Linked DNA regions of Homo sapiens: regions 1, 2 and 3 are each linked to region 4. Evidence: chromatin loops called from intact Hi-C (ENCODE). Cell type or tissue: IMR-90. All regions are shown on one strand.

Evidence for each region. Peaks named below come from ENCODE experiments on the same cell type or tissue, not always from the same donor. Only the 100,000 strongest peaks of a DNase experiment are listed, where the experiment ranks them.
Region 1: a loop joins it to region 4, with 2.9 times the contacts of the local background. A loop is called at or near these places in 3 of 110 quality-filtered maps.
Region 2: a loop joins it to region 4, with 2.3 times the contacts of the local background. A loop is called at or near these places in 9 of 110 quality-filtered maps.
Region 3: it touches region 4 in a loop (4-fold over the local background); 10 of 110 quality-filtered maps call a loop at or near these places.

Annotation. Positions count from the first base shown.
Region 1 is chr6:127,097,477-127,105,476 of GRCh38, reverse strand. The region is part of intron 4 of LOC105377989 (a long non-coding RNA gene); the gene reads left to right. Among named protein-coding and RNA genes, the nearest start is that of RSPO3, 17 kb to the left of the region's middle. In IMR-90, a CTCF peak has its summit at 4,521; a DNase peak (open chromatin) is centred at 2,986; H3K27me3 peaks cover 1,200 bases.
Region 2 is chr6:127,116,867-127,124,866 of GRCh38, reverse strand. It overlaps RSPO3 (R-spondin 3), which reads right to left and starts at 6,196. Exons shown (of 5, transcript NM_032784.5): 1 at 5,578-6,196. The coding sequence starts at 5,674. LOC105377989 (a long non-coding RNA gene) reads left to right here. Exons shown (of 14, transcript XR_002956387.2): 4 at 3,131-5,966. In IMR-90, a CTCF peak has its summit at 3,287 (motif pointing right); a DNase peak (open chromatin) is centred at 3,306; H3K4me3 peaks cover 1,469 bases; H3K27me3 peaks cover 3,822 bases.
Region 3 is chr6:126,166,923-126,174,922 of GRCh38, reverse strand. It overlaps a transcript of TRMT11 not described here. Among named protein-coding and RNA genes, the nearest start is that of CENPW, 170 kb to the left of the region's middle. In IMR-90, a CTCF peak has its summit at 3,847 (motif pointing right); no DNase peak of the experiment used is centred here; H3K27me3 peaks cover 1,199 bases.
Region 4 is chr6:126,657,490-126,665,489 of GRCh38, reverse strand. LOC105377992 (a long non-coding RNA gene) reads right to left here and starts at 5,115. Exons shown (of 5, transcript XR_001743836.2): 1 at 4,204-5,115. In IMR-90, a CTCF peak has its summit at 7,738 (motif pointing right); a DNase peak (open chromatin) is centred at 3,659.

The DNA.
Region 1 (8,000 bases), 440 kb before region 4:
AAATGTAGTGAGAATAACACCAAAGAAATAAAGGACCCAGGTCTCCAGGAGCACATAACTAAGTCATGAAGAAGACCTAAAGAAATATATTAGTAACAAAAATGCTATTCTATTTATGCCTTTATTACCAAAAAGGAATCACTCTTAAACTACCAAGAAAAGAGAAGAACTAAGTCAGTTTAGTTAAAATACCAGTCTTTGAAGACTTGAGTCAGGTAAGCCAGGTTTTGAAGCAAGTCTAAATCTGATAGAGATATAGGGAAAGAGCAATTAATATAGGGAGGCATTACTATTTAAGGAAAGGCTTGGGTAAGAAGTCTTCCTCTCTCTTTTGAGTGACCTCTCTCAATTGAATGACCCACTCTCTGCTTAGGTTCCTTCAGAAGGTTCAGCTTCACATTCAGCAGCATTTCCTGAGACCTCGTGTTCCAGGCCCTGTGCAAGGCACTGTGGCATGTTATCACATTTGTTTAACCAGTAGCTCTTCCCTCTAGATAGGTTGGCAGGTTATTCTCAACCTTTTCTTCCATGCTGTGCATCTTATTCACCCCTGGAATCTAAAATACATAAATAGTGTGTGTGTGTGTGTGTGTGTGTGTGTGTGTGTGTGTGGTGGGGAGGGAGGGTGAGTGAGTGATCAGTAGCTTTAGCTCTGTCTCCATTCCCCAAAATATTCACTTCAATAGGCCTTGCTACTTATAGGTAGTCCAGAGAGCAGAAGCACAGAGATCATCTGGGAGCTTGTTAGAAATGCAGAACATCAGGCCGGGTGCGGTGGCTCACGCCTGTAATCCCAGCACTTTGGGAGGCCGAGGTGGGTGGATCACCTGAGGTCAGGAGTTCGAGACCAGCCTGACCAACATGGAGAAACCCCGTCTCTACTAAAAAATACAAAAATTAGCCAGGAGTGGTGGCGCATGCCTGTAATCCCAGCTACTCGGGAGGCTGAGGCAGGAGAATTGCTTGAACCCAGGAGGCAAAGGTTGCAGTGAGCCGAGATCGTGCCATGGTGCTCCAGCCTGGGCAACCACAGTGAAACTCTGTCTCAAAAAAAAAAAAAAAAAAAGAAATGCAGAACATTAGGCCCCACCTCGGACCTGCTAATCACAATCTACTCAATCATTTTAACCATTATTTATCCAGGTGACTGAATGCATATTAAAGTTTGAGAACCCTTCATGATATAATCATATGAAAGAGCTTTTAACAGGACTATTGAGTAGGCTCAATTTCAACACAATTAAGTCAGAAAGTCTAGTGACTGGGGTATCTGTGTGGTTTAAACACTCTCCAGGAGATTATAGTGTGCACCCAAGGTTGGGGCACACTGCTCTGCTCTTTCCCAAAATGACATATAGATAAAAATTTCACAAATCCCTTGTAAACAAAGTAGATTTCAGAGTCTAGATTCAGAACCTATAGAATCAGAAATCATAATTTCCAGAAAAGAAAGCTGTTCATCTGTATATTTAACAAGCAACTCAGGCTCTATTTCTTTCATCTGGTGACCTTGTGGGAACTCATTTTTTCCTGTGTCCTTACATCCTTCACCAAAGGACAAGAGGCAGTGGAGTCACAAAGTAGGGAGACAAACATGGAAAGGAAAGAAATAATGTGAGATGAGAAATAGATTCCAAAATATCCAATAGGGTGGGGGCAGAGGTGGAGGTGGGACTCAAATCAGCCTGAATCCCTTTGTCACTATCAAGAGCCACTGCTGCACTTAGATGAGTGAATGATTCCCAACAACTGTAAATCTCTTTGTTTGAGAAAGGACTGATGTTGAAAGGGCACATTTCAGAGACGATAACCATGGTTTGGGGGAAGAGAGAGATCAAATCAGAATGGGTAACTTGACTGAGAGTCTTCTGGTTCATTACAAAGGGAATGAGTCAGTATTCTGTAGGACTGTGGGAAGCTGTCCTTTGGATTCTTTCTTTGCTTATGTGATTCTCAGTTTGAGGAATACCAATTTCGAGAATGTGTAGTCTCTCTACTGGTAAATGTAACACAAAAGTCAATAACACGTTTCTAATACTGGTATTGATTATAACACATTATAATGCATTATAATACATACTCATTGCATTTGTTCAATGTATCTGCTGTCTTGATATAGAGTACCGGGTTGGTTTGAGAAATTCTTTTTCATAAAATTATGTTAAGTTGTATTTCAAGAATTTTTTAAGACCATGCATTGATTTATAGAATTATTTATAGTTTTATTTATATTTTGCAGTAGGAGAAATACCATGTGTTTTAAATATCTACTTAAAAAAATACGCGGAGTACTCTACTAGGTGCTGCAGATAGAAAATAGAGGATAGAGCCTCCGCTTCTGAAGTGCTTAAAATTTATTTGGAGTCAGAGGTGTCAGAACTTATATGCACAAAAAAATTAGTAACAATGGAGCAGAGGATATGTTGACAGACAAATGGGAGATTTGGATGGTAAGTGTTAAAGGAGTTGAGAGTGCTGTTATGCCTGTGGGCATTGTGCTTTGTGCTATCCCTAGAAAACTTGCCAGTGTGAACTAAGAGACTATTTTTGTATTTCATTACCAATTCTCACTGTAAAACTTTAATGATTATTTAACTTCTCTGAATAATAGCTGAATGCAAATGCAATTAAAAAACATATTTTTTTGAATTTCCTTTGATGCTAAACTTAAAGGAAGTTTAGAGACACAATAAGTTATCCTTTCTAGTTTGAATATCTAGAGGAATTAAAAGACCCTAAGGTAATTCGCTTTTGTAATATGGACCCAAACTGGATATTTGGTTGATAACTATTTTCTTGCCTTCTCATTCTAGCAAGGGGTTGTGATTTCCCAACAAAGACAGAGAGTTGCAAAACAGCAGGACTTTGCTAGAGTTAGTAATTAATTAGGTGCTAAAAGTACCAGAGGCTCTGAGACACAGTGTGTGACTCAAAGGGATAAGAAGCACCCAGAATTTCAAACAAGTGTCACTTAAATAAACAGAAAGTCAAGTGAGTCCTGTCTGTGGAATGGGAAATGGTCAATTGACATCAGGAGCCACTATGCAACTGTGTAATACAACGTTATAAGGATTAGTCACGATATTTTGCAACTTGTGCATGACTGGAGGTTTTTTTCTCAGTTCTGTAGAAGGTGAGCAATTATCTGCCTGGTAGAATTCACAGAAGTCAAAATGAACTCTTAATGCACCATAGTGTTCAAATAAATAACCAGTCCTTCAGAGGTTCCCACCAGCTGACTTTCCTCTACCCCTTTAATGTATATTAATCAATCAAGTTAATTATTAATATTAGTAGACAAGCCAAAGCACTTTACTAATCAACTAATAGCTGGGGACCCAAGGCCAAGCAAGAGCTTTCATGACTGGGAGGAACATTCCAGAGAGAAAATTATATAAGTGGTCATTTTGTCTAAAAGGAAATGTGTTTCTCCTATGGAGTAGAAGAATTCCTGCATAAATACAGATAAGTGTTAAGGTGTTATTCAACTTAAGATTTTATGGTTTCTTTCCCATATTATTTCCAAGTTTCTTTATGTAACTATTTAAATTTTGAAGTGGTAGGTACTAAACACTGTAATAGGGTCTATCAACATAAGATAGTGGAAGATCATCAGAGCTCACAAATAGATCTATAGGTAAACATTATGTGTGTGTGTGTGTGTGTATGTGTATGTGCGTATGTTTTTTAAAATGTGGGTTCCCTGCAAGAATGGGAAAGGAGAAAAAAGATCTGATGTAACTTGATTATCCTCGAGTGAGTATTATTCCTATGAGGGATTTCATGAACATTTTTTATTATAATTAATATATGGTACAGAATGCTTCAGTGTAACATTGAGAACATTTTTGTTATGTTGAATAAGTCTGCCTGAGGTTGAAAATGCAAAACATGTAAAACAACTCTTAAATGTATTCAAGTTTTAAGAGTTTAGAAGAATTAAGCAACTCTCTGATTTTGCGCTTTTTTTTGCAATATAAAATTAATACATGTATGTCTTGCCATAAAGAAACATGTAACTTGCATATTTGCAAGTGAATATGTGTTCGTCAGAGACATGAGAGGCCAAATTTCATTGAATTTGGTTAGTAAACTTTAAATTGTAGACATAAATGTTTCATGACAGGTTTATTTGATTTGATGGCATGTATTAAATGCTAATTCATTAAAACATTATCTGATTCATACTAAAAAAGCTATTACTGCAAATTTGGAATTTTTTTACTTTATATTACAGAACCAGTAGTTAATTACTTTCCTTTAGAGATCTCTGGTCCTGGCACTAGTAGATGAATGAGTTGGAGTTACAAATCAGTAGTTGACTTAGCAGAAACATTTTAGCTGTGTCCATTAATAAAGACTGAATATTGTTTTTTCTTTTTTTTCTTTTTAAGACAACTTGTAGTTTTTTTTTTTTTTTTTTTTTTGGAGGTTGGGACAGATAGTTTCGTAGCATGAATGCTCCACATTTTAAAATGTGTATTGAGAAAGAATTTACTGGATCAAGTCTTTCCCATCAACATACTCTAGAGGGAGTCAAATCTAAGAAAGTTATGTTTAATGCATTTCAAGTGCTGTTGGTTTTTTAAAAATAACTTCCTCTTCTTGGTGACAATCTGTTTTGGCCCTCTTAGTTAATAAGGATGCAGTCCAGGAATTGGTTAGAACCGGGATCTAATGAGGCCAAGGTAGAGACTGATTCCATGTGTGAACCATTTAGCCACTTACAGAGAAAATACCCCTTCCCTTGGTCACAGACTGCTTGGGTCAGCATGTGAACCAATGCATACTTAGGCATGAATAGGGAGAGAGTGAAAGGTAGGATGTGGAGTAAAAGAGTATTTACAGGCCAGGAAAAACTACTCCTTCCCGAATGGAATAATAAACTGCAATATGGGTCTCAATAATGCCATTAGTTAGCTGTGTGAACTTGGAAACACCTCTTAACCTCTTTGAAATTCAGTTTTTCAATTGTACTAAAACGGAATTTTGAGCTAGAAGGTCTCAGGTCTAAGTTTTATGATATTATTTCGATAGAAGAAAGTTTATGGTTTGTATAAAAGTGTATCTTGAAGATCTGGGTATGAGCCAGTAGCTCCTGTAGAAATCTTGGAAGTCTGGGCTGGGCGCGATGGCTCACGCCTGTAATCTCAGCACCTTGGGAGGCCTAGACAGGTAGATCACCTGAGGTTGGGAGTTCGAGACCAGCCTGACCAAAATGGAGAAACCCTGTCTCTACTAAAAATACAAAATTAGCTGGGCATACCTGCCTGTAATCCCAGCTACTCAGGAAGCTGAGGCAGGAGAATTGCTTGAATCTAGGAGGCAGAGGTTGTGGTGAGCCAAGATCTCGCCATTGCATTCCAGCCTGGGCAACAAGAGTGAAACTCCATCTCAAAAAAAAAATAAAAATCTTGGAAGTCTAGCATTTTGTTTTTAATATACTTTTGTTCTAAATATTCTTGTATCATGCACAACTGGATTACATGTACTTCTGCCATATATCTCCTGTACTTTTTAAAACGTTTGTTCCTTTTATTGCACTATTTCTTTCACTTGATGTTTACTGAGCTTCTATTTACAGTTATAGAAACCTCACATGCTCTTTAGACGCAACTCAGCTGATGTGAACTCCATGAAACACTCCTTGTCCCTTCTTAACACTATAAGAATGATTTCTACTTTCTCTGAACTTCACTCAAATTTTGCTGTTACTTTTCTTTTGGCACTATCACTTTCTGCCTTACCTTATAGTTGTTTCTGGAACATGTCTTACTTGTCAATGAAACTCAAACTCCTTAAGTAGGTGTAGAGATCAAGGGATCTAAACTTTACATTCTCCATTTTAAGCAATGGGATTTGCTAATAGTAAATATTCAACACAAATCTGCTGACAAAAATCAATAAAAGAATGCTGCTTAAAATATCTAGTTTTTGAAAAATTATTTAAATAGACATGTAGTTCATTTTAATGAGACCATCAATTGCAGTTCCTCAGACTTTATAGTTCTTATGTTTGTGAGGAGACACTTTTAGCAAATTTTCTTTTTAGGAAGGGAGGGAGGAAAAATGCTTGGTATTATTTCTTTCTAACTTGTACATGCAAACTAATTTTAAGAACTCATACAGCTTCAGTTTTTTCCTTTGTCAACTTTTAGGTTGGTATCTACCCGAAACAGAGTTTGAGTGAATGTTTTTTAAAGATTTTCATACAATTTTACACCGTTAATCTTCTATAGCTCTTGATGATGAGGAGCAGCCAGCATTTTTCTCATCAGGTACCAATTTCTTTGTATATCTCAAAAGGACCAAATCTCCAAATAGAGTTGGGTGTGCAATTAGAAATTCTCACATTCAGTGCAAGTATGTGTTAGGATTTTCTTCAATAGCCTCTTAGGTACTGTGTAGCTTTTATTTCTATTATGCCTTCTCCCTATCTTTCTACTTTAATTTCTACTTTTTGTTTCTTCCTTTCAGCCCACAGTCATACAAGGCATTTATATAGTAGGTGCACAATGCATAATTTATTTGGTTTAATTCTCTCTGTTCTTTTCCCTTAATCAACACATGGAATTTTATCCAGGGGAAAGAGTAACATGTGGAGTTTATCCTCTTCATCTTCTATTTTAGCTTTTCTGTATTTCTTTCTTCAAGCGGCTGCCATTTCATTTCTTTTGAGTATTAGCTTACACTGTGGAATCCCCTCGCTTGGTAATTGCAAAGGCTTAAATCTCTGATGATAAATGTCAAGTGGTGGGGTTGAAACTTTTGGAAAGGAGGGCCTTGTTCATCATCATTTCCTTCCTTTTTCCCTTCCTTCTTCCTTCCCTTTCTTTTTCTTTTAAAGTCTGGAACTGACAAGTTGATATTTCAAGACTAATATCCTGAAATAAGGAGACATTAATGCCTAAAGTTATTTTCACAATCTAAAACTGAACATATCATAGCTATTATGTTTATCTACAAAGACATATAAGGCCAGTGTCAAGATCATTCTTCGGGAAAAAAATTAATGCCGTTAAGAATATTCTTCATGTAATCTGTGGGATACTTATAGCCATGAAAAAGTTTCTGGTAGTCTTTGCTGTTTTTAACCTGGGTGTATGTTTTTTGCTCATCATATTTTATATGTTTCTGGGTGAAGTTCATACCAAAGAGAGAAATAAAGGAACAGAAAAATATTAAATAACTATCTTTCATTGTAACTGAACATTTTTCTAAAGATGAATGATATGGACTTTGAAGGAAGATGTACATTTCTAAACTGCAATGATTATCTCAAACATGTAGATAATGACTTTGGAAAATTTGCTAAAGATTCTTGACATAGAGAAGAATAAGATAAGTTTCATTTATAATAATCTAGAAAAAATAAAAATATTTGAAGAAAAAAGCTGTGTTGGTGCACATGCAGAGACAGAGAAATAAGGAACTTATGTATACACCTACAATGTGCCCACAAAAATAAAAATATTAAAAAATAAGGAACTTAATCATAGTAAATTCTCTTTAAAAGTCTTATTTGAATTATTACTGGTGAATTTGTCTTGTTGTCTTTATACTTATGTTGAGTCTTGTGTCAAGATTTTTAAAAATCAAAAACACAGAAAAGCAAAGCTCCCAATGCATCTTCTTCATCAGCACAAGGATTCACACTCTTCCTCCATTCTTCCTCTCTCCACTCCGTTGAAAAATCCCAATGTTACCATGGTTTCTGTGATTTCAAAAATGATACTTTTTGCATCTCCCCAGTACTAAAAACCAAGAAAGTAGACTAGAATTTTTACTGCTATAGATAGCTCGGATGTTGTTACAAATTATTTATTTATTTATTTATTTATTTATTTATTTATTTATTTATTTTTGAGACAGAGTTTCACTCTTGCTGCCCAGGCTGGAGTGCAGTGGCACAATCTCGACTCACTGCACCCTCCGCCTCCTGGGTTCAAGCAATTCTCCTGCCTCAGCCTTCCGAGTAGCTGGGATTACAGGCATCCTCC
Region 2 (8,000 bases), 460 kb before region 4:
AATGGAACACCCCATTCTTTTCAGTATTGCTGGATGACTACTTTAATCAGAATGCCAGTAATATTCCTGAATGGAAAGATCTGATGGGCAGAATTGAAGAAACAGAAAAGATGGCTAGCATCTTTTACATATGTATATGCTGTACTTCATGTGTTTAGTTATGGTTGCAAAGCATTTCAAATTTACTAGGTTGTCAGATATTAAATTTTAAGATATTCAATCATGTGAAACCCTGAGAAAAATCTCTAATTAAGAAAGCAATCTACATTTGCCCTTAAAATCAAAGGCCAAGCAAAAAAAAAAACTGTGCAATTTATGATGCAACATTTTTTCAAATTATTATTTTCAAAAAAAAAATGCCAGCACATAATGCACTGTTAGAAGAAATAGTCCTAACCAAGTCAAACATAATTTCAACACACTGTCTTGCATGATCCTTACTGTGCTCTTAAAACTGAATGATGTTTTCCTAATGGTAACCAAAGTTTTTTCTTACATTTCATGAAACACAATATCCACTCTGATGGCATTTCAAGAATTCACTACTTGGAAAATAATTTTTTTGGGGTGGGGATGGGATATGTGAGTGAATAGTGAAGAAGTAGGAAGAGAGAGATCAAGATATGTCCAAAATGAAACATTGGGATGGAGACAAAGGGGAAAAGACAATTTGGCAAATCAGTATATCTAGAATAGTTTTATTTTTTCATAGCTCATTCTTATAATTGCAGAGGTGTATTTTGGTCTTAACTCTACATAGGGCTCTGAAAACTCTACATAGTACTCTGCCAACATTGCATAGGATTCAAAAGAATTATTACAACTAAAAAAAGATTAACCATTGAACTAGAAAATATTTTAGACATTTAGTAGCAATCTGGAGATCTCTGTCCAGATTCAAATAATCTAAAATAATCAGATGTCTAATAAATTCATTTTGGAGCAATGCAGCAAGGGTTTCCCCATAATAACTGGAAAATAAAATTTTACTACACGTTGTAATTTCCATTCATTGCTTTCTGGGGACCTAATTTGTACAATATTAAATGCCAGGGAATTATTTAATGGAGAAATGACTTAGTAAAGCTTATCTATTTGCAAGTTCAAATACTCTTCATATTTCATGTTTAAAGGAATATTGAAATAACAACATTAAATCAGTTTCATACTCATTCTTACATTCTCATTACTTGAGTAACTTGGGGCTAAAAAGAAGGTATTTTAAAATTACCATTTCTAACGTTCTTGTTAAAATCCTTCTATTAAAGTAATAAACGGAATTAAAATAGTGTCACCATGGGATATTTTGAGAAACAACCCTGATAATGTAATGATGATTAAATTTGAGTTCACAAAGATGTTTTTCCTTGCATTTAGATGTTGCCACTACCGCATATGAATTTGCATTTGTCTTGATTTATACAGCTGTTACACGACGTATCAAAGAATACACTTTCTTCAGCAAATTCTATTCGTGTCTGTATCTTTAAAACACTGTTACTCTCAAAAATAAGGCAGACTGGTGAGAAACGTAGACAAGTGTGAAAAATACATTGTAGTCAATATCCAAACCAAACTTTCATTTGAAATTAATATTACAAAATGTATAGTAGAATTAAAGATTTTTCTATTTTATCAGTTAACTTGTTATTTTCCAGGATTCACAACATAATCACAAAGGGTGTGTCATAATTTCAAAGACTGGCTCAACATCTGAAACAATGTCATGAGCAATGACCAGTACATTCCAATAGTCTGTTTTTATTTTATTACCATGAAAATTATTTCCTTTTTATTCTTTCTCTCTTTCTTCAGACGTCTTTATGAAAGACTTGCGAAGTTTTATAGATTGTGCAATGAGTGCTTTTAAATTATTATGCATATAATGGCTTTTCAAAACTTGCATTTATCTAGAGTCTGAACAATTAAAACCGAGCTACTAGATGGCATCAAATAAAAAGGATGCTAAATGCCATCTGATGTTTCTAACAATAACCTTCTGGCACAGAATAATCCCATAGTATCTCCTAGATAATCAAATGATATATTCCGTTTAGAAAACTTTACTATTAGGTATTTAATTCTTTGACATTGATCACCATTATATAAAATAATGAGTTCAAAAATTTCCAGTCAAGGAGAACAGTTTATTCTCTAAACCTATTGAATAAATGATGGCCTTGAGACCATCTAATTTATTACTTAATAAACCTGATATCTTCTCTATGACCAGAATATAGAATAAAGGTGTACATAACTGTGAGATTCATGGCAGGAGACAAGTTCCACTTGCTAGATATATGGCATTATGTAGGTTACTGAGCCTCTAGTTCTCAGGCCTTTTCTTTCTAAGATGGGAAGATAAGTACCTGCTTCTTCACTTCAGTGGCTATTTCAGGGCCCAAGCAACTAATCCACGTGAAAATGTGAGGCCCCACTAAGATTCTGTGGCTATCATTATGGCAAAAAAAAAGTGCTTCTTAATGTTATTAGCACACAATCTGGAATTCAAAGGTTGAGTCATTTTTAAGAGCTGTATACCAATTCAAATAGATAAAAATTTATTGTGTATTTATTCACCCATAACTAAATAGACATTTTAAAGTACAAGGGTCTTGTCTTAAAACATTGTTTCTTTTATGAGAAGAAACACTAGTTTGTAATAACTAGGATCACTAGTTTATATCAAAGTAGAGACAAATGGAATTACAGTTGTTTTAGGGAAACAGGAGAATACTGATATGGCTTTATTTGCTATTTCTGAGGATAATGCATGATTCTTTGGACATGACAATATTTAACACTTCAAATGAATGTTCTTGTTTACAAAAAAGTTTCCTACTAAATCAAGAGAGACCATTAAATTTTTTGTAGAAGTTTTTAACACCTAATTTTCTACCTGTCATATCTTTATTGATGATTTTAAGCTTAGGAAATTGAAACTATATAACTACAGGCCAGAAGACTCCTTAAATATTCACTTAATTGTCTCTTGAAGAAACAATTAGGATAGCCAGCCTCTTTTGAAAACACGTTTGACCACATGTTTTCATTTTAAAAACTTTTCCTAGTCCTTACTTGAGAAACAGGAACTGTGAATTGAATCTTTTTGTTCGTTTTTTTCCCCCAGAGATTTCAAAACAAACGGTATATCTGAGTTTGTGCACATGCAGTTTGACCTTGAGTTTCTGGGCATTTAAAGAGGACCTCTCTACCCTCCACTCCTTCCTCCTTAAGTCATACTGCACCTGCCAAGAGTCTAGTCTGTCTCCTCCGAGGACGCAAGGGGTCGCCCCTCTACCAGGATTGCACCAGCAAACCAAGCCGCAAACGCAGACTCAAGTGCGAAGGAGCAAGAGCATCGCTGTGGGTGCTGTCTCCCAGTCCCACTCCCACAGAAAAATTGGAATTGCAACCCAGTTCCACTATTCCTTCTTTCATCCCCTCAACACAAACAGAGGTCTCCTTTGACTTGGCCTTGAGATGATTAAGGCAGGTCGAAAAGCAGTTTGCCTTTTGACTCCTCTCGGCCCAACCTAGAGGTGCATCATCCCACAGCTCCCTGAGGCAGCGCCCGGGGAAAGCTTCCTGCGCCGTGGTCCTCGCTGGGGGAGGTGGGCACAAAAGGACTACAAGCTTTCTTTCCTGTGTCTTCCTTCAGAATCAGGGGCCCCAAAACTGCAAAGCGAGACGCCTCTGACACTCAGTACCCTGTCCCTCCTTGACAAGTGTGTGGCTCCCAGCCCGGGGGTCCTCGGTGGGGGTAAAGGAGAGAGCGTGCTCTGGGACGCCCAATGGGCACGGGCTGGAAGAGCGGATGGAAAGCAGAGTGGGTTGCGCTCCAGCCCGGGCTCCCTATGCCCACTGACCCTGAGACTCAATTCCCCAGGCCAGACCCTGGGAGGAGAGGAGGCGGGGACCGCCAGGCGCGTGGACACCGCTGAACCCCAGGCCTCCCCTTCCGCGTCCGGGCCGGAATGAAAGAGTGGGTGGGGAGTTACCAGAGTACACACCATTCGGAGGCCAAGAATAATAAATCGGATGCCCTGACATATTTAGTTTGGGCTCTCCTGCCCCCTGCTAGGTGATCCTAAAGGCGGTGAGGCCCGGCCAGGGCCCCTGTCGCTCTGGCACTGCCACCTTTTTAAAAGGCAATTTTCAGGTGAATCAAACCTTGTCTGGCCGAGGCCAGCAATACAAAGGGAGCTTTCAGGGGACCCTCATGCCCAGGGGCAGGGCAGGGACAAACAGCGGCCGAGAAGCGATTACTAAATTTCCATCTCACACAAGCCGGTGTTGTGTCCTCCGCGCTGCCCCGACGTCTGCCCCGAAAGGCTTCCCGGGCGGGACGCTGGGAGAGGGATCCCCTTGGGAAACCAGGTGGGGCCGCTGGGCCTGGGCTGCACGCCGCGGAGGTGCGAGAGCCCAGAGCAGCAGCATCGCTTCCTGCCCCTCGCGAGCTCCAGGAGAAGTTTCCTCCTCCCTCTCTCCACCAGCGCCCCCAACCATAGAGCCAGGGTCGCCCCTGCTCTGAGATCTGCGAAAGGACTCCCCATGGGAACACAGACACTAGAGCAGCGAGGGCGCCAGGCTACCCTGGAGCGAGGAGAGGTGACACCTTCGCATCTGTCCCTTCATCTTGGGAAGATTCTACCTTTCAGACAGACCAACCCAGGTTGAGGCTGCCGTGGTGGTGTCCGCTTAATTCCAGCTAGGACACCGTCTTAAGAAGCCATCACAATCCAACCCTCCAAATAACAGCATTAAGGGCAGCGAGGAGGCGAATCTTTAGGGAGACCCCACTCTCTGTACGTGTGTGTCCCAGGGGACACACTTGAAAGGGCCAGAGATGGTACAGACGCTCACATGTGACAAGAGAGAACCTGGAAACTCCGCACCTCCGGCTCCCCACAGCTGGGGTTTTGCTGTCTTCAACCCTCGGGCGGGGGACGTCCGGCAGCTCTGCAAACGCGCAGACACGCGAACCCCATCGCCTCGCGCGCCCTTTGGCTCCGCTGGTGCGTGTCGGGGATGCGGCCGCGCAGGCGCTCGCTCCCTGGCTTCCTGGCCGGGTAGCGGGCGTTCGGCTACCGGAGTCCAGCCTAAGGGCCCAGCCGAGGTCTCCCCGCGCGAGGCGGTTGCGCTAGGTGAGCGGGTACCGCGGCCGCGCCTCCCTTGTCATTTACTCAGCGGTCAGAGGCATCCTGCGTCTGGGAGTCCCAAGTGCCTTCGGCTGGGTGCCCCTGTCCGATCCTCAAAAGGAAAGCACAAATCCCGGGTGCGAGTCTAACCCAGGACCGAACTTTCCCGCGAACCTGAAGTTACCATGGGGCGGGAGCCACCTTAGCGCCGCGTCCGCCCGCCCCTCGCACCGGCTAGGATGCTGCGGAAGGCAGGGGCGCCGAGAGGCAAGGGTGAAAGACGCCGTCCATACCCCCAAAGCCCGAACCTGCATCTCCTCTGCGAGGCGCAGGGCGGGAGGACCGCTGCAGTTGGGAGCCGGCTCCGGACAGGCAAAGCGACCCGACAGGTGAACGCGGCGGGAGGGAGCAAACGCGTAAAAAACCCTGCACTTACTTCTTCGCTGGCGCCTTCCCCGGGAGGCGTTTTGGCTGCCGATGTATTCCATAAAGTTCAAAATGATAAAAAGCCAAGAAATCAGTCGCAAGTGCATAGTAACCCAGTAATGCTTCCCTTCCTTTCTCCTCTTTCTTTTGATTGTTAATTATATTTAATGTTTTTAAAATATATGTAGGTGTTAGGCGTATATAGACAGTGCCCGAGCAGCGGGACTTCTCCTCTCACATCCGATAGGCGTGCTGTGATGGCAAGCGAAGTGGGGCGGGTGGACAGGGAAACCAACTATTGTACTTTCAAATTATCCAAGCACTGAACTGCGGCGGCTTCGCTGGGGTGGCTGGCATCGCCGCGAACCGGGGTTCCAGGAGCCGCCGGGGCGGCCGCAGGTAGCATGTTGTGCGGCAACTGCCGCAGGCGGGATCCGGGCGGGCGAGCGGCGGCGGCGGCGGCTGCAGCGGCGGCCCCTTGGGCTCAGAAGCTGCGGCGGCTGCGGCTGCAGCGGCGGGGGCCCCTGGAGCGCAGGGGAGCGGGCGCCGTCGGCACAGCGGCCATGGCCAAGGGGCGGCGGAGAGACCCCGAGCTGCTTCTGGCGTGCGCGAGCAGGAGACGCTCCAGTGTTGGGCTGGGCTCCCGGGAGCACCACATAGGGGAGGAGGAGGAGGAGGGCAGGGAGGGGGGAGGGAGAGGAGGGCAGGGAGGGGGAGAGGAGGGGGGATGGCTGTGGGGGGCGGGGGGGAGCTCGGGGGCGGGGAAGGAAACTGCTGGAGCAACAACCCTGAGCGACCTCAATAACTTTCAATTTCAAGAGGGAAAGAGGGAGCTGGAAAAGTACAGGCGTTGCGCTTTGGCAGAGGGACGGGAAGAGGCGCCTAAGGGGTCCCGGGTCTACAGCGCAGCATCTCTGGACACTGCAGTGACGGCCGGAGAATTCCAGCCAGAAGAATGGGGAAAGCAGTGCGTGCGAAGAGCCCCTCCAGAAGGGCAGCTCTGGCGGGGAGACTTGGGCGCACTGGGGCTGGCAGGCAGTGTTGAGGCCGAAGACCCCCCACCCATCCCAGTTCGGCTCCTCTCCGCGGCCTCAAGCTAGGCGCACCCGGCTGTCGGTGGCCGTGCGCCCCTGCGCCCTTGTGCCCCAGCGCCCCCACCCCATCCCCAGCGCCGGCGCGCAACTACCCTCTCCCCCTTGGCAGATCGCTGGAGAGTTTCTGGCTGCTGACTTGTTCCCGGCTTTCCTGACCTTCTCCTCTGTTGCCTTTCTCCCTTTTTCTTTTTCTCTCTCTTTCTTTCTTTCTTTCTTTCTTTCTTTCTTTCTTTCTTTCTTTCTTTCTTTCTTTCTTTCTTTCTTTCTTTCTCTTTCTTTCTTTTCTTTCTTTCTTCCTTCCTCTTTCTTTGTCTTTCTTTCTTTCTTTCCTTCCTTCCTTCCTTCCTTCCTTCCTTCCTTCCTTCCTTCTTCTTTCTTTCTTTCTTTCCTTTCTTTCTTTCTTTTCGGCTGCAGTTGGTCGCCAGGCGGGTGGTGGGGAGGAAACTCTGTGGGTGCTGCCGGTCAGCTACTCTGAGGTTTACCTGCTCCGAGCGGGGAGGACCCAGAAGTGTGTGCGCTCAGGACCTTCCCGTTGGAAATGCAGCTGTGCTACGGCTTTCTTCCAAACCAAGGCTTTTCTGTGGCTTTGGAAGATTCCTTTCCCGCTCAGGCAATTCCCTCTATAGTCAGCTCGCCCCCCTTGGAGTTTTCTCTCCCACCCTCGGTCTCCCAGTGTTCTTGAGAGGATCTGTTGTACATTCTAATCTCGCATCTGGAAGACTGGGAATAAGATTTGGAAAGATTTTCCCAGTCTTGGGGAAGGAAGGGGAAGGTCCACTACTTTCTTATCTTCCCAGCCCAAGTGGAGGCCCAAGGCAGCAGAGAGTAAGATGCTCTGGCCCACCCAGGGATGGGAGAACAGAGGGCCGGCACCCCTGAGTGGGGCACACCCTGGCTGTCGTTAGTAAATGGTGAGCTTTCCACGTCTTTTCTCCGGTAGCACCAGCCGATGAACTTTTCAGTAATTACTGAAGAAGTATTTAGTCGAAAGTCACAAGCCTCAAGTGATTTTAACATAAGCCTGCCCTATGTATTATATTTAACAGAATATCTGAAGGACTACACTAGCACTACAGGTTAACACAGCAGCAAACTTCTGGGAGGTCACTTTGAAAGAGTCCCTGATTCATAGGTGCTTTGCTAATTTTTGTGCTCAAATAATTCAGTGTAAGTCAATTGCTAAAGCCTTGCAGAGTAGCAAGTGACACTTGCACTTCTATCTCCTTCCTCCATTTGTAATCCCTATTACTGGATTGCCTTCAATTTATGTAAATTAGGTAAATTTACATGAATTAGAGCATTTTGTAAGTTTGCAATGCTGTGAATTGTATGTCTCTGG
Region 3 (8,000 bases), 490 kb after region 4:
TTGGGACTCACCAGGGTGCTCCATTTCTGTCATTTTCTCTTTTTGCGACTCACTCTTCTGCTTCTCAATCTGCTCTTGCTCTCTCACTGTCTTTTCCTCTGAAAATTCAAAGGCACAATTATAGCATGAAGTTGCAAAGGTTTTTTACCTTTCACCTGCAAGGAACTAACAGGCAAGGACATTCAGGGTGGGGATGTAGACCAAAGAGAAAAATTCCTTTAACTAGATATAACCTTAATTGAAGAATTTTGACTTGTCCACAAGAGATCTGTGATAATGGAATCAAATACTGTTCCTATTTTACAAAACAGAAAGCATTTATATTAACTGCCAGGGAATAAACACCTCTGTTTGTTTTTTGTGTAAAGTGCTAAGTGCCATATAGGCAAGCGTGGTTAGGAACAGTGTGGCTTTAAGGTCCTGAGGCTGAGAGAAGCATCAACATTTTCCTCATTATTTGGGTAGAATGCCATAAGGAAATTTCCATATTTTGGTAAATTGAAGGGCATGGTAGCCCAGCAGATGTCAAGAAGTACAGATACGAAATTCATACCCTGAAATGTCTGGCAGCTTTTTGTGGGCTTCCTGACATTTAACCAGCAAAGACTGTAGATGTGTCTGAAATAAGACTGTTCCTTTGCTTTCTGTGACTTAGACTTTTCTGGGTTTGGAGTCTTCTGGGTTTAGAGTTTGTAAAATAAAGATCAGAATGCTTGCAGCTACACCTTCACCAACACTCCACCAATGCCATTCCTGAGGATAGCCTATGAGGAGTGGGCGACAGTGGGGAGTGAGAGGCTGCAGAAAGGTGAGGAAGGAACATGTGTTGCCAAGGCCAGTGCTCCAAATAAAAACATCAGGTTCTGGGATGGAACTTGAGATTCTGCATGTCCAGCAAGCTCCTAGGAACACACTTTGAGCAGCCAGGACCTTGGATCAGTGCTTCTCACACTATCTGTTGAGAAGGAATAGCTCCCCCACCCACATGATCCCAGGCAGGACTCTGCTCTTCTGTTCCCCAGACATTCTCCTGGGGCAGAGAAAGAGGCCACAGTGACATGACACACTAATCACTTCTGCAGCACACCAGGAACCAGATGCACCATCAAAAATTCTGCTGGTTTCCAGGTTGGGCATATGAGGAAAAAGACAAAAAGAATTCTTCACTTCACTGCTTGAGGCCACACAGTCTCTGTAACACACTGAAGGATGCTAAGTTCCTTTGGTTTTCCTGCAAACAACCGCTAACACCAGTCTTGTATTTAGAGTAGGATTTAAAATCCATCCACAGCCCATACTTTTTAAGGAAGCAAATCATGGGGTTGGCTTCCCATATGCTTCTCATCTCTGGGGTCTGCTTACCAGTTGACTTCTCATAGCATGCTTGCCCCGACTGCCTTGCAGTCTTTTCAGATGAAATTCAAGATTCTCCGGTAACTGTAGCAGGACAACTCCTAAGATCAGCGACCTTCCAAATAACCTTCTCATTCCTCTCATGTTCAGAGAATGGGAAAGGATGCCAGAAAGCTATGTGAGGGTGAATGAGGGCCAGAATTGTAATTTATATCTATGACCTGACAGAAAGGTGGAAACGGGGAGAATGTTACTCAATACTTTTTTGCACTGTACTAATCTCTCCTCAAGGATGCTTTGCCAAGACAAATCATATATTTTTATATAAAGCATCTACCATTTCTACTCCTTTGCCATAAACAGGCATTTCAAACTTAGCAAGGGCAAGAGAACTTTTTTACTAGAATAGAATGTTAGCTCCTTGAAGACAGAAATTCTGCTAGGCTCATTTACTGCCATACCCTGAGCACCAGAATAATGTTTGGCACACAGTAGGTGCTCCGAAAACATGTGTTGGCAACTACCTAACCATAATGGTAATGAGGGCATTGCGAGGCCTCATGACATATCTTCTCTACCTACATATTGTACACATCCTTCTTACACCCCGGTTCACCTCCTGCCAGCCTTTCCTGACTCTTCCCACATTTTATAAACTCCCTTCCCTTCTGTGCAAATTTATTATCTTCCCAGTATCCTCACCTCATCTATATGCCTCCTTTGTTCTACATTTTCTCTGATCTTGCATGTATCAGAGACTTTTACAGCATAAGTTTAAAAACTTATGAAACAGTGAGTGTTACAGCTCCACTGTCCCTTCTAAGCTTACTGCCTAGAACCATGAAAGAATGAAGACTCTAGTTTGCAAAGATTTCCTGCAGAGGTAACAGCTGTGAGTACAGCAAATATTGGACGGATGGGACACAAAGTCACGCTAACAGTATTGAAAGTGTTTCAATAAGACAGAAAAAAAAATACACTTGAAGAAAATGTCCTACTTCACACTTTTGACCAGGGCTAGAATAAATCTGTGAGGAAATATTTGTTGAGGCTTTATGTGATTCTGAGCAATCTGTGAGGTAAAAATCACATAACTACCGGGGACTCTTTTCAGATGTAATGAAATGCAGCCATGGTCCAACCTTGACTAGAGATTCTGCATGGGGGTTCTGCCACATGATGGGAAAGACAGATGGCCCACAGGATTAGTGTTTCTCTGCTCACATAACTTCTTGGAGTAACACTCAAGAACAGACCAAAATGACATCTTATTCTAAGTACCTCCCTTTGTCGATGTGACACCTCAGCAATCCCCCCACAATGACAGAATTTTGGCTCCTCAGCTAAACTTAATGATGCAGAAATAATTCAGGACATGAAAACTGAGGGGAAAAAAAGGTGCTGTACTAAGCAAAAACCACTTAGGGAAAATACCTTTTTTTTTAAATTTTGATCAAGTAATTCAGCCACTCCAAACAATGTAATCATGTTTGTGTTTCTCATTGAGCACTGGTGAAAAACATTTAACCTTTTTTTAAAAAGCCCTTTAAAGGCCAGGTGTGGTGGCTCTTGCCTGTAATCCCAGCCGTTTGGGAGGCTGAGGCGGGTGGATCACCTGAGATCAGGAGTTTGAGACCAGCCTAGCCAATATGATGAAACCTTTCTCTACTAAAAATACAAAAATTAGCTGGGCATGGTAGCAGGCTGCCCGTAATCCTAGGTACTCGGGAGGCTGAGGCAGGAGAATCGTTTGAAGCCGGGAGGCAGAAGTTGCAGTGAGCCGAGATCACACCATTGCACTCCAGCCTGGGCGACAAGAGCGAAACTCTCTCTCTTAAAAAAAGAAAAAATCTTTAAAGACACAGTTTCTCAAGATCCGATTTTAAAACTACAACATTAAAGTATCACCACCTAATAGTATTGTCACACCCTCCACTCTTGTGACAAATTGTTTTATGACTATTCCCTCCCCAGTTCTCACACTAAGAATACTATAAGAGCAGTTAAAAAAAAAAATCTTGGTTTCAAGTTTTCTTAAATCAGCTACAGTTCAACAACCTGAAATAATTAAAAATAAATTAGAACCTAATGTTCAGTAACCCAATCATAGCATGTGGCTAATTGTGAGTATCCAGTCAACACCAGCACCAAGTTCTGATGAAATAAAACCATCCCACTGACATATCCCCGGCACCCACCACCCCCAAGACTCTTAGGATACAATGTCTATCTATCACTTGCCAGGGTTACTTCCTTCTGTTACCACAAACACTCCCATTGCCAGCAAAAGCCTTAATCAGTCTTGAGAAAAAAAAAAAAGTAAGCGAATCCTGCTTTTGCTTTCATAACGCTATAAAAATACATATAGCCTCCTTCGATAGTTATCTATCTCCCCAGTTATGGCCTCCCCAGAATAAATTCTGGTGGGTTTAAGTAGATGAAACCAAATACTTCGAAGTTCCTCTTTCCATAGTAATTACTTACCTCACAACCAAAAGAGGGCAGCACTGAGGGCATCAGTAAAGGAGGTCAAAGTTAAATAGCATATTTAAGTGGGGATCAACCTGCTCATTAAAATCACCTGGTACAGTAAAAAATACCATCCCCAGAGTTTCTGAATCAGCTGCCCTGAGGAGGGACCTCTAAGGCATTGACATTTTATTGATGCTTCCCAGGTTATTCTACTGTGCCTTGTAACCAAAGCAGTTTTCACTTTATGTTTTTCCCTTATTTTCACTTATTAAAATATTTCACTTATTTTCACTTAGTAAAATAGGTTTTCCCTTATTTTCAGCAAAGTTAAACCTGGAAAAACCCCCAAAGAGCATCGAGATTGTGCTTCTCAAACTTCCATGAGGGCACAGATCAGCGGGAGATCTTGTAAAAATGCAGATACCACGTCAGGAAGTGTGGAGTGAGACCTGAGGTAGCACAGTTCTGGCGAGCTCACAGGTGTGCCTCATCTGAGAACCACACCTTGTTCTCCCTGTTAACTTTACTAGATAAAAAAAAATGAGACCCAGACAGAGACTGTGGCTTCCTTCAGGTAATACAGCCAGCGAAAGAACAAAATGTGATCAGAACTGAACATAATGACCTCTGTCTTGGGTTACCACAGCAGCTGACATATGGAAAGAACATCCACTGAATTTTCTATGGGAAACTGGGAGAAAACTAAGTGATAAGGAAATTTTGGCAATTTCAAGTATAAAAAACTCATAGTGTAAAGTTAGTGTAAATAAACTAGGGAGAGGGTTACAATTAAAAAAGTAAGAATCAGTTTCGGGTTTTTTGGTTTTGAAGCAGGAGGTATGAATGCATGGTAAGAGAATAAAACAAACTGAACAGAAGTGAAAAATAAGCAAACCCTGTATAATAGCACATGAAAAAGGGCACAGAGAGGGAAAAAATGAAACAATAGAAAATAAAAGACACCAGGCTGACAAAAGGAAAATAAGAATAAAAGTAGAGAGCTGGAAAATTAGACACAGGTTCTAAAATAAAAGGAAAATACAGCAGCATGGAAAGGAACAAAAAGAAAAATCTAATGAGACGGGAGGATTCCTGGAAAAAGACTATATAAAATAAATTGCAAGAGAGTAGAGACCATGAGAAGGTAAAGTACTAAAGACAGTCAGGAACCTGAACACATATAAAAAAAAATTTGTCTTATTTAGTAGAAAACAGAAAAGAAGTTGTATTTCATGAAATATCATGGTTTTTATTTTTCCTGTTTATATTTTTTAAATAACAAAAAGTAATTTCTCCATTACCAGCTGGGACCTGAAAGATTTGCACAGTTCTAGGAAGGGGAAGTAAGAACTCTTCTGAGGCTACCATCTCCTCTAGGCAGAAGGAGTTGAAAAGAAAACAGGTTTAAGTCCAAAAGCATTCCATTTTTTGTGTCCTATGTAAAATATTATGGGACCCAGAAACTCTTCACCAGCCAGGTGACCACATATTTTACCACAGCATGAGAGACAGGCTTTTTTGAAGAAGCCATAACTCCAGCTTTATGAACTGATCCAGGCAGTCAAAACCAAGAGGAATCATCTTCAGGAGGAAACGTTTCCCCTGAGCATGTATCTGTGAAAACTAAGTTCAGACTGATGAGTCTTTTCGACATGGGTAACACTAAGCACCATTGTTGCCCAAATACATTTAGATCGTGGCTCTAGGGAAGTCCCTTTAATTACATATTTCCACTGACCATTTCCATTCACTAACCATAGCTCATTTCCAATTCCAAAACATCACTTAGAGTCTCAAGGAAGAAAAAAAAATATTGCAGAAGTTTTCTTTCCTATAGACCAAACGTTAAAAATTCAAATGCCTACAAGGACAGGGCAGCTCACACAAATGGGTAAAGCTGGCCTGCCTTAATAAGACTGGGAGCACGTGTCACATTAAAAGGTAGCTCCATCTACCCAGTTCCAGTATGCAGAAATGCAGACTCAGTGCTACCACATGCACCTGCATTCCAGGAGACTGAAGAAATGCAGATTCTTAGGTGCGATCTCCTGATTTTTAAATGTTAATGATTAGTTTGTTCGTTTGTTTGGTTTGATTTTGGAATAACTTTGCAATTCTGTTTTAGATCCTGCATTTTCGTTGGAAAAGATGGAAAATTTTCTTAGCAATCAAAAAGGAAAGAAGTAGACATAATGGTATGAGACAAGTGGATCCACCACAAGTAGACTCACCCATAAAATAAAGCACAAGTGGTTTGTACTTTTATAACATTTCTTTTCATGGCAGGGCATGGTGGCTCGCACCTGTAATCCCAGCACTTTGGGAGGCCGAGGCTGGCAGATCACAAGGTCAGGAATTTGAGACCAGCCTGGCCAACAGGGTGAAACTCCTTCTCTACTAAAAATATAAAAATTAGCTGGGCGAGGTGGCACACTCCTGTAATCCCAGCTACTTGGGAGGCTGAGGCAGGAGAATCGCTTGAACCCAGGAGGCAGAGGTTGCGGTGAGCCAAGATCGCGCCACTGCACTCCAGCCTGGGTGACAGAGCAAGACTCCTTCTTGGAAAAATAAAATAAGACCTCTTTTCATCCAAGGAGAGGGAAAGTGGCAATTCTAACATAATGGCCAATATGATCAGTAGGATACAGCTGGCAAAAACTTAGCCTCACTTCTAGCATTTATTCCTATAGCTCCATATATTGAGAGCATTTTCTTTCCATTCACCAATGACATGTCATTCATATCATTAACAGAAATAAGTTTAGTTCTTAGATTTTGACTTGAAATCCCCTGGGTAGTCCCTTTTTACTCAGTATCAACGACTGTTGGAGAAACCATAAAGAACTCCCCCTAACACTGGTTCTGACTACACAGCTTTTCTAGGAGGGCTGAGGTTGCCGGTGTAAGAGAAGGAGTTCCACAGCTTCACTGTTCAGCATTAATATTCACTGATAAAAAGAAATGTGTTTCTTAATATGATAACCAGCTCCTAGTCTCCTGAGGCTCCACTGTAGCTGAGTTTCATGAGGCCCACATCAATCTTCCAAAACACATCTGAAGCCATGCAGTTCACATTCCAGCTATAAATGGGAGACACTGACCCAAGTCCAAACAAAAACAAAAATCATCCAAAACCTCCTCTTTCCAACATCACAGGCTTCTGAATAAAATGTTTACATTCTCCCAGGCTGGAGTTCTTCCAGACAGGGCTGGAAACCAAAGTCACAGTGAATATCAGAGGCTGACTGATTACAAATCAGGAAACCTACCCAGAAACATATGTCCGAGGTGGAAAAAGAAGGCTGGTCTGTTGAGCGTATGAAGACTGGGAAATACACATATGTGCTGTATCACTTGCATACATTTGAGAAACTAATGATTATCCATAGGCACAAATACAGACACACACCATATACACACACATAAGAGCATTGCCTTCTCCTCAAAATTCACTGATTCCCATACTTTATTTTTTAGATAAGCTGAACACACAATAGCAAATTAATGTTTTAAGAACCATAACAGATGGCTGGCAAGATGGCTAGGAAGAGCTCTGGTCTGCAGCTCCCAGTGAGATCAAAGAAGAAGGCAGGTGATTTCTGCATTTCCAATTGAGGTACCCACTTCGTCTCATTGGGACTGGTTAGACAGTGGGTGCAGCCCATGGAGGGTGAGCAGAAGCAGGGTGAGGCATCACCTCACCTGGGAAGTGCAAGGGGTCAGAGAACTTCCTCCCCTAGCCAAGGGAAGCTGTTAGGGACTGTGCCATGAGGAACAGTGCTATCTGGCCCAGACACTATGCTTTTCCCATGGTTTTCGCAACCCACAGACCAGGAGATTCCCTCGGGTGCCTACACCACCAGGGCCCTGGGTTTCAAGCACAAAACTGGGCAGCCATTTGGGCAGACACCGAGCTAGCTGCAGGAGTTTTTTTCATACCCCAGTGGTGTATGGAATGCCAGCGAGACAGAACCATTCACTCCCCTGGAAAGGGGGCTGAAGTCAGGGAGCCAAGAGGTCTTGCTCAGTGGATCCCACCCCCAATGAAGCCTGACAGGCTAAGATGCACTGGCTTGAAATTCTTGCTGCCAGCACAGCACTCTGAAGTCAACCTGGGACACTTGAGCTTGGTGGGGGGTGGGACACTGGTCATTATTGAGGCTTGAGTAGGCAGT
Region 4 (8,000 bases):
AGCACTGGAAACAATTTTTTACTGGGCCTTTCTTACAACTAGGTGTGATGAGCTGCCTCTGTTCAGACCAAAAGTTTGCAAGGAGAAAAACTGAACAACTACTAGTGAATGTCCTTAGTTTAATCCCCCAAATGTAAATAACATACCCTAGTCTATGAATACTGCCCCAAAATTCAACACTACTGTTTTCCAGTGAGCCTTAATGGTAAACTATTCCAATATGAGTGCTGCCTCTGATTGCTCACTTTTATCTGTCACAACACACTTTATGATTGCCTTTTTAGAGGCCTAAAAGATAGTGAGTCACCAAAACTACACACCTACTGGGTGGATCTGAATTAATATTTACTTCAATTATCTGGGAGCATGGCTTCCATATTACAATCAAAGACTTGAACATAATAGCCTGGGAAAATTCTTCAACATGTGAAAAGAAAAATAGAAACTTAAAAAATATAATTTAAGGCTTCTTTGGGGAATAAAATTTGAACTGAAGTCTAGTCAGACTCCATAGCACCAAGTGAAAGTTTTCTTATTTTAGTAATATTCAACTTGGAAAAATTAACATGATTTTCCAGGGCTTTTTAAGATATTTAAACAGTAATAGTTTATGACATAGTATAAATATAGAGATAACTAAATAATAGTTTCAGTCTAATTTTGCTGGCAGTTTCTTCCGAAATTTCAAAGTGTTCTTAGAGAAACCCACATTATGTTTTCCTTTTACAATATCTAAGGATTAAATATATACTGATGGTTCTGTTTATTAAGATTTTAAATTGTTGTCTTTAATATAATTTCTATAAATATCTGACTTCATACTTCTATTTGCATAAAATTGGACCTGGTTTTATTCTTATTTTTTCCCTTATTTTTTCATGAATCTGGAAATTATGCAACTGCCTTGTCCCAGGCAGCAAATCCATTTGCCCTCTGGTAAAGACTGTGGCACTGCATATGGGACTACTGAGCTAGCCTCTGTGTCTCCTGATACTATTCATCATAGAGTTTTGTGCCAGTTTTAGTCTCCTAGGCCTTTTCAGTTTACATTCCTTATTCAAAGAGATGCCAAGAAACCAGCAAGAAAGCATTTATTAAATTGGACAGGGAGACATTACAGAAATGAAGGCGCTGGATAGATGAGTATTTATCTTTACTAGGCCCCAGCAGCAAGGATTATTCAGATGGCCAGTTATTGCTTGGTTCAGTGTTCACCCTACTTTCTTCTGCCTTTAGTTCGCTGCAGCCCCCAGATTAAAGAAAGAACTGTGAACATATTATACACATCTAACCATTTCTGGGAACACGTGAGTAGAGACAAAGCTATGAATTTTTAAAATAGAATCATAATACAAACCTATGGAAGGAAGACAAGAAAGTGTATTCCTAATGCTCAGCAAATCAAAATCCAAGACTTCCTAAGACATTTTGGGCTTAATTCCTTACCACAAGTTTAGGAACTGTATGAAAAATACTTTACATGTTTTCTATAGCAGAGATGAAGCTGTAGTGGCAATGTTAATGTTTCATGGATTTGGTGGGCTTCCATGGCTCAACTTTAGCAGGTCTTTGCCTAACAGAAAAGCCGGAAGTCCCATCTCATTGATCCAGTAAGTTCCAGGCATCTGATGCTGTCAGTAATTTCTTGCTTGTTAGCACCGAAAACAAAGTCGTATTTTGTAAAATTAGAAATTACAAATCTGCATATCTTCAGCATCACTTTTAGCCACAGATATACAAAGACGCCTGCATTCGGAAAGCAAATACTTCCTGGCCTTTGGGAAGTGCTTTGACATAATTTCTCCCTTTTCAGTCCAAGCACATTTGCTGTCAGGAAAGCTAAGGTTAAGCAGTTCTGACAAGTAAATATATGGAGTCAGGTAAAGAATGCTGCTTTCTATCCTTTGACTTCTGATATATCTCCTCGGGCCACTAGGGAGAGATGTTTGATTTTTAAAAATGCTTTGGTTGGTAATTTTGAGATTTCTTTGCAATGTTTACTCTCAATCTCATTGCTGTAGTCACGTAATTTGCAAACCTTGTATACTTTGGCTTCAGGAAACTTGAGAGAAAATATCTTTAATTGGTACTGGCAGAAATTTCTAGCATGAGATTTCTCTAGTGTCAAAATTAAGTATTTTCCAGGAACTCACAACTAGATTGAAAGCTCATGGAAGACAAGGACTGAATCTAATATAATCTTGTGTTGTCCAAAATGCTTATTATGTGCCTAGGTTCATTAGTTACCCATGAAATATGAGTCATATAAGAGGAAATTTATTGTTATCAGATTATAACCAGAGCTTTTTTTTGGCAAAAAAAGGCAAAAAATGCATCTTATGTTGTTTATTACTTGAACATTCCAACTCAGAATTAGTTCATCAATTAATTTTCCATTCATTCAATAAAAATGCATGGACTTCCTCTGATGTAAAAACTAAACTAAACAAACAAAACTAAATTTAAAGTGTATTAATTTAGGGAAGTGCAGTTTAAAGAAGTATAAGATACAGCCTCACTCCACAGACTTTTAAATTCTGTTAAAAGATGATTATTTGGGAAAAATAGAAATCAGACAAATACCTGAAGAAGTGCCTTGGGTTCTATAAAACATTCTACTGGAAAAGATAAATGACAGAATACACACAAATCTCCTACATCTAGATGATATAGGAATATAAAAGCATATCAATGGCAGAATGTAAAAGATTGGATTTAGAACCAAATTCCAATTGGAGTTGATTAGTTCTGTTTTGGGCCTGATTTAGATGACATCATTTCATGTGTAGAAGTAGGGGTCAGTTTTGACTTACACCCAGATCTACAGTAGTTAAAACCTAAGAAAAGAAAGACTAGATGTGTATAACTAGGAAAATGGCTCCTCATGGAAGACAGAGATGCTGTGGTTAAGTTTTTAGTAGGTAAACACCTTCATTTGTCTGAGGCTTGTGAGCTCCACTGACTCTACCCCACACATTGCTCCTGAAGATGACACATGTTCATGCACATCCTCAGAATACTGGAGACCAGAAGCAAGGAAAACTAGCTCTTTTTTCAAGGTTGTTGAACCCTGAGTTTAAGAATCTTTGGGTCAAGTAGCTAATTAATATCATCGGACCCAATTGTGAGGAAAAAGATATTGATTATAAAAAATAATAATTGGCTCCTTTCCCCTTCTTTCTTTTAGTGACTTTTATCTCATTCATAGTCCAATTGTTGCAGGCAGATAGGAAAAGCAGCCCTTTGTGAATGGGAAGGTAAAATATGATATGATATCGATGCATATAGGTTCAGATAAAGTAAAAGGTGGACAGAGAGAAGCATGCAAGTACAGAAACTTCTGTGTCTCCCAGCACACAGATCACTAATTCACTGCGAGAACACGATCAGCAATAGTGAGGATTCCCAGAAGAAATCACTTTCATTCCCACCATTCTTAATCCTTTTTTTAACCCCTCTATGAAAATACCCCAATCTACATTCCAAGATGCAAAATATTAGTATATTCATCAAAAATCCCCTCTTGCTTCATGCCATCACTCTGAGGATGGGAAAGTGAGCTCAGGGAAATGCTTATGAAATTCTTTGGAATGCAGCTAAATATAGGAAAACATGAGTTAACACTGCCCCATGTAAGTAGTAACTCACTGGGGAAAAAGAATGGTGTCTGAAACCACAGAGTATTTGATGATTCCTAAATTTGTCATTGAAATCATGAGATCCCAGGCCCTGACTTTTTGTAGGATCCCTATTATGAACATGAGGGTTAAAAATCTTTAATTTCCTCAAGTTACCAGGCAAGATTTTCCCTAAACTAGATGTAGTTTAATTAAATACTCATTTTTCAGAACCTTAAGTTAATGTCAGACACATATAGCAAGATAATATATAACACCACCAGAACTGGTGAAAAGAAAGAAACTTTTTGAAAAATATGTACTCTGCTAGGTATAAGATTTTTCATCTCCTTCCTCTTTCCTTTCTATAATCCATTATCATATAAAGTACCATAATGTGTGTGTGTGTGTATGTTTGTTTAACAAGGAAAACAAAAAAGTTCTCCTTATATTTTCACATTTAGATAAAAGTCTGCCTTCATGAGGGATGTTTTCTCTATTTCATATATATAAACAACCTGCATATTTCATTTCCTCAAAGAATTAAAATATTCATAAGAGTAGGTACTAAGTCAGTTCTACTTACTCTTCTGCACCCTGCATTGCATGTATATTGTGGCCATATGGTAACTAATTATGTAGTATATACGAGATCTAGAAGAGAAGGAGCTCATTTCAAAGCAGTTGGTGAGAGATAGAAGCACCCTATCAATGCTATAGAAGACGTCATAGAAGAAAGGAGAGCAGGCAGATCAGCCTGAAGAAGTGATTGTTAGACCACAGTAAAAGAGGGCATAGAAAACAGCAGTCAGAAAATAAGGAAAAAACAAAAAGGGCAGGGAATTTTATTTATAACTAAGAGAGAGGTTGTCATGGAGAATTTAGGTTTGGATTTATATGAAAGAGGGTTGGGCCTTCTGACTCCAGAGTGGATAAAATAAGGTCTGGAGGTGGAAGTAGATTGATGACTGAAAAACAGGCTTTGTGTTGGACAGCAGTGAAAAGAAGATTGATTAAGTAAAGAGACACCAGATAATGGATCATCATAATGCTAGGCTGAGCAGATTTAACTTGATATTACAAGAAATAGGAAATAATTGGCATAGCATATAGGAAGTGTGTTTTTTTTAAAGCATGTACTTTATAGATATACAGACTGATCAGCAACCAGTTCTGATATTTTTGGCTATCTTACCTGATTCTGGACAATTTCTTGAATTCCTCTGATGTTCAATTTTTTTCTTCCGTAAATAATATAATATCTGTACTGTAGTGTTGTAGGTATTAAATATGCTTACTTATGCAAATTGCCTGGTTTATTTTAACAAGTGCACAATGACTATTAGTTCATTCTTTCTTCCATTTGCATGTTGTTTTGGAAAGTGGAACATTAGCACAATTGACTAAATAGTCAATGAGGAATGTTAGAGATTAAGTTGAGTAATAAATTTAAAATAAATTTAGAAATATTCAGTAAATAAAAATGCAGAGAATGTAATTATTTTAATATGCTCATTGATTAATGAGCATTATTAATAATTTACCATTGTCTCTAAGACAGAACTTGATTGTAAATAACACAAGATAGCTCCTGTTCATTTCAACCTTAACAGTTCATTTATATGAATGCTGTTAACTGATCAGTATCCTTGCTTGTTTAGAAAAAAAATGACAATATTTGGATTCACAAATATTTTGAGTGCCATAAATTATCCTTTTCAATGACCCTTTTTGCACTCTTTTGAGTCCTAACAAATTTAGTCAAGAGAACTATTCCTCCTTTTAGCACAAACATTTCACCATTAAGAAGGTGACCTACTTTTAATAAATTTCAAAGTTATTGTTGGCTCTAAATTCTCTCTCTGAAACTGAATGAGTATTTGTCTGCATGCAAGTTCTGAAACCTAATATAGATTATAAAGTGGTCCAAATCTTTTAGCAATTCCTTTTGTACATCAAAATGGTGTCAAGAGTACTCAAAATATATTTCTAAACTTTTACGCTACCTTGTCATAACATAACCTTCTATTGTTATAATTTCATTTAGCTAGGAATGGAAATGATAGCAGAATTTAATTAATAAGAAATTGGATGGGCCATCTATATTACATGTAAGAACACTATTGTCAACAACTCCCATATTTTAGAAACCTCAGAGCACTGTGGAAAAGTAAACAAACAAGCAGGTTAATTCCACTAAATTAGAATCTTTTCTGGCATCGACTCAAATGAATTTACAATGAATATCTTTGTAAGAAAGTCCTGATTTTCAATTTATCTTTCAGTGGTGAATTAGTCTGTATTGTCTCTTGTTTTAAAAGAGTTGTTTGCATGTTGAAAGATAAATATTTAAATTTGGCACTGATGTCCTTTACAAACCCTTTGTTGGAGAATCTGATATAAACCTTCACTAAATGGTTATTGAAATACCTCTGGTCATCTCAATGCCCAGTTATCTGAATTAATCTGTGGAGTGTACATGACATAAGCTGACATAACCATATTCTTTCCACTACTTTATGGATGTAGTACACAGAAATTACATTAAGTTACTAGTGGGTGCCAGGCATAGAAGGTTATAGACCCATAAAAATCAAGACTCATGTGACCTCAGAGGAAGAGTGATCAAGATATGAGTGTCCTCAGTTCTTGAACAACATAACAATCCCTCATTACAGAAACTGTATAGACCTAGCTCCATTTTCTTCCATTTGAATTGCATGATGTTTCCTGGTTTTATTTTACAATAAATCCCATTTACTAAATGTAGTTTGAGAAGTCCTTTTTTTAGTCATATGACACCTGAGTTACATAAAGGTATTGAGTGTCACACAGATCTTCCATTTTTAATATCCTATAGTATGTTGCAGAATAAGTAAGGAGAATAGTAGGATCAAAATTTTATATAAAGTTATATGCATTGTTCCTAATCATCTCTGCCCATCTCTCTTATCTCCTTACCACCTGTCTTCTTCCTACACATAGACACACATACATATAGACACACACCATGGTTCTTGGAAATTCCCAGGGATATAAATTTGAAACAAGGTAGTATTGTTGTAAGGGTCATCAAAAAGTCAATACATATTAGGTCACTGTCATTCTCAACAAGATAAACACTGGAATCTTGAGAGAAATTGTAGGGATCATCAATCAATTTATTATATTCTAAAAAATACATGAAACTCCAATGTGCATTAAAATTTAGGAAGAACCTAGAAATCTTATGACTAGGTTAGTTCTAATCCCCAGAATGTCTCTAACCCATGCTCCAGCCTAGAAAATTAAGTGTATTGTGTGAGAGAAGCAAAGTAAGTAAAAGCTGTAAATCTCATAAGAATGGAAAAATGTCTACTTTAATTAACGGTTGTATACCCTGCACTGTGCACAGAACCTGTGACATGATTAGTTCTTCTTAAGTGTTTGTTGAGAAGTTAACTGAATGAGTGAATGGATGATTGGAAAAATTAGAAGTCAATTTTTTAATCTAAAATCAGTAAATTAAAGAAAAATTTATTGAGACTCCATAAAATAATAAGCAAGGCATACAACCTCCAGCCTCACATATTGCATATTATGAAGCACTCATAGACTAACATATTCTATATCATTAATTATGGCTACTCTAAAATCTTCCAGAGGTCTGGAGTTCCTAGTCTTCATCTTTTATCTCCAAACATGACTTAAACTATTAGAAGAATGTGTATCTTTCACCCATTTGGGAAGGAGGGCTTTGTTACTATATTAAAATCATAATCACAAGAAGTCTAGTGGTTACTGGAAACTATTGTGATTGCCTTCTAATAGGAACATTTCCAAACTTCTCCCTTAATGTGGTTGCAATTTTGAATACTTGATGTGAGAAAGTCAGTGTGGTAAAAGATACAAAATACTTAAATTTCTCTACTACAACAAAGACCTGGAGGAAAAGTCTTGAGTTGTGCAAACAATTCATCTTAGTTGTTATCACCACTTAAAAACATTTATACTAATGTAAAAACGCCAAGAAGAGATCGTTTTCCTCTGTCTTTTGAATGTAAAATATCAGAAGGAAATTTTGTTTGGCTGCCTCTTCAAAGAACAAATCACTTGTGTGTAAACAACACCAGTCCAACAGAGGGAGCTAAGTGCACACAGGGATTGAGGGAGAGGGTAAAGATTATTAGATTATAGTCAGACATATATTTTATTCCCTGAATTCCATCCTACTCCTCCCTTAGAAGGACCCATTGACCACAGTGGGGATAGAGAGTTGATTCCGAAGCCCACTGCCATGACTTATCTCATTTTTAAATCTCTTTTCCACTCCTCCTTTTGTTCTTACTTTTCCTTTAGCTTCTCCTGCTTTCTTGATGCAATTTCTTTCTCTCTCCTATTTTC